Regions from separate parts of the Homo sapiens genome. Here region 1 is linked to region 2. Evidence: read pairs that join two places in POLR2A ChIA-PET (ENCODE). Cell type or tissue: A673. All regions are shown on one strand. Links, peaks and the distances in the headings refer to the core of each region. The heading gives the core; the rest is flanking DNA.

Region 1 (2,929 bases), core at 337-2,836, 150 kb after region 2:
CTGGGCCAGATCTCTTGGAGTATATTCATACTGAAGCCCTTGGCCTGTCTTCCACAGTGCTTATCACAATAGCAATTTTATATTTACCTATGTGATTTCTCGATTGATAATGATTTCCTCCCACTTGACTCTGAGCTCTAAGGGTACAAAATCATATCTATCTTAATCACAGTTTTACCTCCAGTGTTTAGAACAGTGTCTATCATATAGTGGAAACCCAATATATATTGAATATATAGTGCACACGCAAATTCGGTTTAATGACCCCTGCTGTGTACAGATAGATAATATTTCTGTCCTTGAAATCTGTGTTTTACAGATTATTTCTGGCAATACTAACTTAATCTAAAGGTATAATTTTAATGGGAAGTACTTAGGAACTATGGGTATTAGTAAAAGAAGAGAAATATTTACATACTTAGATATTTTGTCCCTCCTCATGTCATTTGTTATTCTGCCTATTTAAAAGGCCAACTCAGCAATATGAGTATGTTATGACAAAGAGATATATGAACATATTTTAAAAGCTTCTAGAATACAAAGGTACTTTCCTCTGTCAACAGACACACACACACAGAGAAAAGTAGTTTTTTTTTTTAAATTAAAGTAACATTTGATTATCCGCTACCTGGGAGCAGAAATTGTGGCTGATTTCATTTTAGATCTCTTTTTATTGCCATTTACCATTCAGTAGCAGTTTGTGGAATAAATAAATTAATATATGAATATTTTATCTGTGCTACTGTAAGATATAAGCTATATTTATATGGAATGATCATGTTCATCATAATGCTAAGCAATGAGCCAAAGTTACACAACTAATACATGGCTGAAGACGGAGTCAAGTCCAACTGTATTAAGCTCCAAAGCCCGCCAGCCTGACAGGCCAGCAGTCAATAAGTAGTACATGCATTTGAATGCTGAGTATGTTGTACACAATATATTGTAACTTTAAACTTTCAATTACTTATTCAAAAATAATTTAATATATGCCAAAAAAAGGGCACTGACCTAAGTAGTATATGGGTTACAAAAAGATCTTATCTTTGTATGCTTGAAATGTTGGCAGTTTTAAAAGGGAAACAAAATATAGACACCTAAAATATTAAGGAAGAATAGAAGGTATCATGCTCAATGCCAAATGTGAAGCAGAGATAGAATTTTCAGAAGAATTTAGAGATGAAAGAAATAACATAAATTAGAATAAACAGGAAATTAATTGTGGGAAAGAAAGGATTTAAGATGACCTTTGAAGAGCAGATAAGATTGAGATAACCAAAAGGAATAGAAGTGCATTCCTGATAGAGGAATTTCAGGAAAGGAAAAAAATACTTATTATTATTTCATTATAACAATTTTAAATAATGCAGAGTGTTTAAAATGAAAAAGCCTTCATGAAGCATATACTACTTTGAAGATCTTTTTTTGGTTAAAAAAAAAAAGACTTCTAACACTGTAAAACTCATGATTAGTGTTGTCAATACTTACTAGCACTGTATTTGGCACTTAGCCATAAAAGCTCACATGAACTCTCAATCACATATGTTTGATAAGTTTGATAAGAGCAAGTTTCCCTAGTAATATCCATTAAATTCTGTAATCAGACTGTGCACATCACATTTTATCAAAGTAGTTAGCCTTAAGGAACTGTGATACTCTGAAATGCTCATATGACATCATAAGCTTCCCACAAAGTCGAAGGAAATTTGCTATTCAGAGTGACTTAGCACTATTCAGTGTGATTTTAAACCAAGACAAGCAGGAATGTAAACACATTGTTACAACAATAAAATCAAAAAAGACTTTTGGAACTGTAGTTCCTAATCTGTTTAATATAAGGAAATGAGTCATTTGACTCTGTCATGCAAACTCTGTTTTTTATGAAGTATAAGACTTGGTGACCAACTAAGTTGTGAGGCACAGAAGTGTCTTGGTCACAATGACTAAGTAAAGTTAAATGCCTTAATGATATAATCTACAATAAGAGAAAACTTCAATATTTAATTTGGTCTAGTTGGTCAAAAGGTATCCAGGTGAATTTTCATGTTCATATTCTTTCAAGTAAGCATCTTTCTCCTGGAAGTGTCAAAGAGAATAGCTGAGGGTCAAAGAAAGGTAGATATTTCTAAAAGTTTGGCATTGCTGGTGAACTGCTTGTCAGTGATAAAATTGCATTAAAAATATCTTAATTCAGAAAGGTACTTTATCACAGGCTTTATATCCTGAGGTAGACATGTTTATCATGTAGTCACATGACATGCATGTGTCTAACCAGTTAAAAATAATCAAGGTGATTCATAAGAATGAATTGGTTTATTTTTTCTTAATTCTTTCTACTATGCTCTTACCGTATTATGAGGAGTTCCACCCAGACTCGTACAAAAGCTGGTAATGGACCAAAGACTTCCAAAATATATGTGTAATGACCTCCAGATTTCTTTATAGTTGTTCCCAATTCAGCATAAGACAAAGCTCCTGTGAAATATTTGTCACAAAATGGTACCAATTTAATACATTTTCAAGACACCCAGCATTAGAATAGATACAATAATGTTTATATGTTGCCTGAGATGTAACTGCCTCCTTTGGTCTGAATGGCATCCTTACTCAAGACAAATAACCATCATCTAATTGCTAAGACCCGCCAAGTTCCTTTTCTAACATCCTCACAGTTGAGATTTAGTGTATTCTATTTGAACACTATAATTTTACTTGAAATGACAAAGATACATGTCTGCAACAATATCATGTGTTCCAGAATTTTGAGCTGAAAACCTGGAAATAGGGGAAAAAGAGGAGAGAGATGTCAATAATATTGACCTATTTTTAGAAGAACACAACCTCACACCAAGACAAGGCATTAGTCCAAATGTTTGAGTTAGCTTTTAAGTTTTTTGAGTTATTTTTTGAGAACCCTTTTAATAAATTA
Region 2 (2,929 bases), core at 187-2,686:
TCTCTACAATTATCTCCACCATATATTTAATAAATCAAGTTTAAAAGTTATCGCAATTTAAATAACTGGACAGACATCATATGTCTTTGGGGAAGAAACAGATGCATAAAATAAATCAGAAAAATCATAAAAATAATTATAGAAGTAAATCATAAAAGAAATATAGAAAACCAAATTAGAAAGAAAAAGCAACTTTTTAGGGGAATATGGGTCAGACAGATTAATAGCTTTATCTTTGCTATTTTTTCCCATTTATAGTTGAAGAGACTATGGACATAAAACTTGGAACTTGGAGAAAGCTGTTTTTTTGCCTCTATAGTATTAAAATTGAAGTGAAACACACCCTATGTGTGAAGATTGTACATTCGTTTTCTTGCCAAGGCACAATTTCGGAGACAAATCTTTGAATTTGGAAGGCAATCTCCATAGAATCTGCCAGATATCAAAAAGCACATCATTTTCTTTACAAAGTTTCAAGTTAATCTGTTGGTGCCAGTTGGACGATGTGATTCGCTCAAAACAAGGACTAAGGAATCTAGTAGGAATTCTGAGAAAAGAGGATTTCCTGTCTTTCTATAGAAAGGGCTGTGTACACAGGTCCTGAGCTAGCTGGAATGGAAGCCAAACAAGTGTATCTCCAGCTATTATTGGGAATAGTAGAACAGAACGTTGACTGGGAACAGCCAGAGGGTTCAATTACCTATCATTCACTCTCATACTAATCAATTGGTGTTGTTCGGTTTGGTCTCAAGAAAAAGAAATTGTAAACTCCTAGAAGAATTTTAATTTATGCTCATTTTATTTTTTTAAATTGAATACTCTGCTTAGCATGGTACTGTTTATAGAATTCTCCCTGTTGAACTGTAGTTAAACTGAATTGTACACATGCTAATCCCTGAGAGAAAGATGAGGTATTTTTAATTAAAAACATCAATCATGTTAAAGACTATTAAATCTAGTAGATCACTTTACCTAATAGGCGTTTTAAATCAAACTTCTATTTTTGGAACTTTAAAAAATATTTTTCTACAGTCCCACTTCTACAAAGACATTCTTCAGTTTACACTGGAGACCAGTTTATGCAGTTTGTATTGGAGCCTAGTCAAATTCTTCCACACTCTTCCTACATTTCTTTGTATAATGACCCCCCTTTCCCCAAACTCTATTTCTGTTGTTAATTTCCTGAGGATTGTATAGAACGCTGCTTAAATGAGAAACATCAGTACTGAGGATGTAGGCAATGCCTTAATTGATCAGATAAACATGGTCCATTTAGTTTTGCTTTAACTCAAACTTCAAAGTACCAAGCTGTAGGTTTGCTACATTTTGGCAGAAGCAAAAAGCCTGAAACTCTTCAGGAGGTAAGGAAGCTATGGAAATTAGGCATCTGCCCAAAATCTAGGATAAAGAATAAACACTTAAAACTCATTTTAACATCTACTTTGAACTGAAAAGAAAAGGGCTCATGAGAACATTTGAATATAGGAAAAGGACAATTTTCAAGACTGTGAACTTGAACCCATTTGACAGCAGAGAATGTGATCTCAGGGCCATGTGATACTGGTCTGTCTTCATTAAAGTCCCATCAGCCCTACCAAGATGAAACAAACTTTCTAAATTTTCCTTTACTCTTCCAACTGCCATATGTGAGCTCTCGGTATGGACTTGCCTCGGGAGGATTTATATAGGCCTTTTGAACTTCTAACAGAGTCTCTCTTTTGAGTAACCATTTAAAAGATGATTAAATTTAATTAGACTGTATTTTTTCCTTTGACATGTGCCTTCAAAGTCCATTTTATTACATTCTTTTATCCTAGCAGCACACTAATGCTCTCGGGTGTAGGGCACCTTCAGATGCAGGAACACAGGAGGGAGATATTTATATACTCACTTAATCCCCTGGGAGTATTTTAGGAATGGCCGACATCTGACATCCATGCCTGCCCAGCAACACTGCCTGAGCTAATGTTGCTCAGGAATCAACTCAGACACATGACAATTTGGATGAGTAATCTGAGCCCTCCATACACCTGTCCTAGATAGGGGTTCAAGGTGCCCTTGGGTTGTATCATCTATTTATACCCTAATTATTTCTCTTTTGATGTTTTTCTTATTCTCTGAATTTATTGATAATAACTACACTTCGATAGTGTGTCCGGAACTGGTGGGTTCTTGGTCTCACCGGCTTCAAGAATGAAGCTGCGGACCCTCACAGTGAGTGTTAAAAGTTCCTAAGGGCGGTGTGTCCTGAGTTTGTTCCTTCTGATGTTCGGATGTGTTCGGAGTTTCTTCCTTCTGGTGGGTTCATGGGCTCGCTGGCTCAGGAGTGAAGCTGCAGACCTTTGCGGTGAGTGTCACAGCTCTTAAGGCACACTCTCGACTTGTTCGTTACTCCCCGGTGGGTTCGTGGTCTGGCTGGCTTCAGGAGTGAAGCTGCAGACCTTCACGGTGAGTATTACAGCTCATAAAGGCAGTGTAGACCCAAAGAGTGAGCAGTAGCAAGATTTATTGCAAAGAGCGAAAGAACAAAGTTTCCACAGTGTGGAAGGGGACCCTGTACAGTTGCCATTGCTGGCTGGGGCAGCCTGCTTTTATTCATCCTGCTGATTGGTCCATTTTGCAGAGAGCCAATTGGTCTGTTTTACAGAGAGCTGATTGGTCCGTTTTGACAGGGTGCTGATTGGTGCATTTATAATCCCTGAGCTAGACACAAAGGTTATCCACGTCCCCACTAGATTAGCTAGATACAGAGTGTCCACTGGTGTATTTACAAACCCTGAGCTAGACACAGAGTGCTGATTGGTGCATTTACAAACCTTGAGCTAGATACAGAGTGCCGAGTGGTGCATTCACAATCCCTTAGCTAGACATAAAAGTTCTCCAAGTCCCCACCAGATTCAGGAGCCCAGCTGGCTTCACCCAGTGGATC

What was found. ChIA-PET counts read pairs that join two places held together with the same protein. Peaks named below come from ENCODE experiments on the same cell type or tissue, not always from the same donor. Only the 100,000 strongest peaks of a DNase experiment are listed, where the experiment ranks them.
Region 1: POLR2A ChIA-PET joins it to region 2 with 11 read pairs; 3 of 35 experiments call an interaction of 5 or more read pairs at or near these places.

The regions. Positions count from the first base shown.
Region 1 is chr4:138,233,977-138,236,905 of GRCh38, forward strand. SLC7A11 (solute carrier family 7 member 11) reads right to left here. Exons shown (of 12, transcript NM_014331.4): 2 at 2,349-2,475. Among named protein-coding and RNA genes, the nearest start is that of SLC7A11, 6.9 kb to the right of the region's middle. In A673, for the core only: no CTCF peak of the experiment used is centred there; a DNase peak (open chromatin) is centred at 1,825; H3K4me3 peaks cover 2,382 bases; H3K27ac peaks cover 2,500 bases.
Region 2 is chr4:138,085,611-138,088,539 of GRCh38, forward strand. The region is part of intron 7 of LINC00616 (long intergenic non-protein coding RNA 616); the gene reads right to left. Among named protein-coding and RNA genes, the nearest start is that of SLC7A11-AS1, 1.9 kb to the right of the region's middle. In A673, for the core only: no CTCF peak of the experiment used is centred there; no DNase peak of the experiment used is centred there.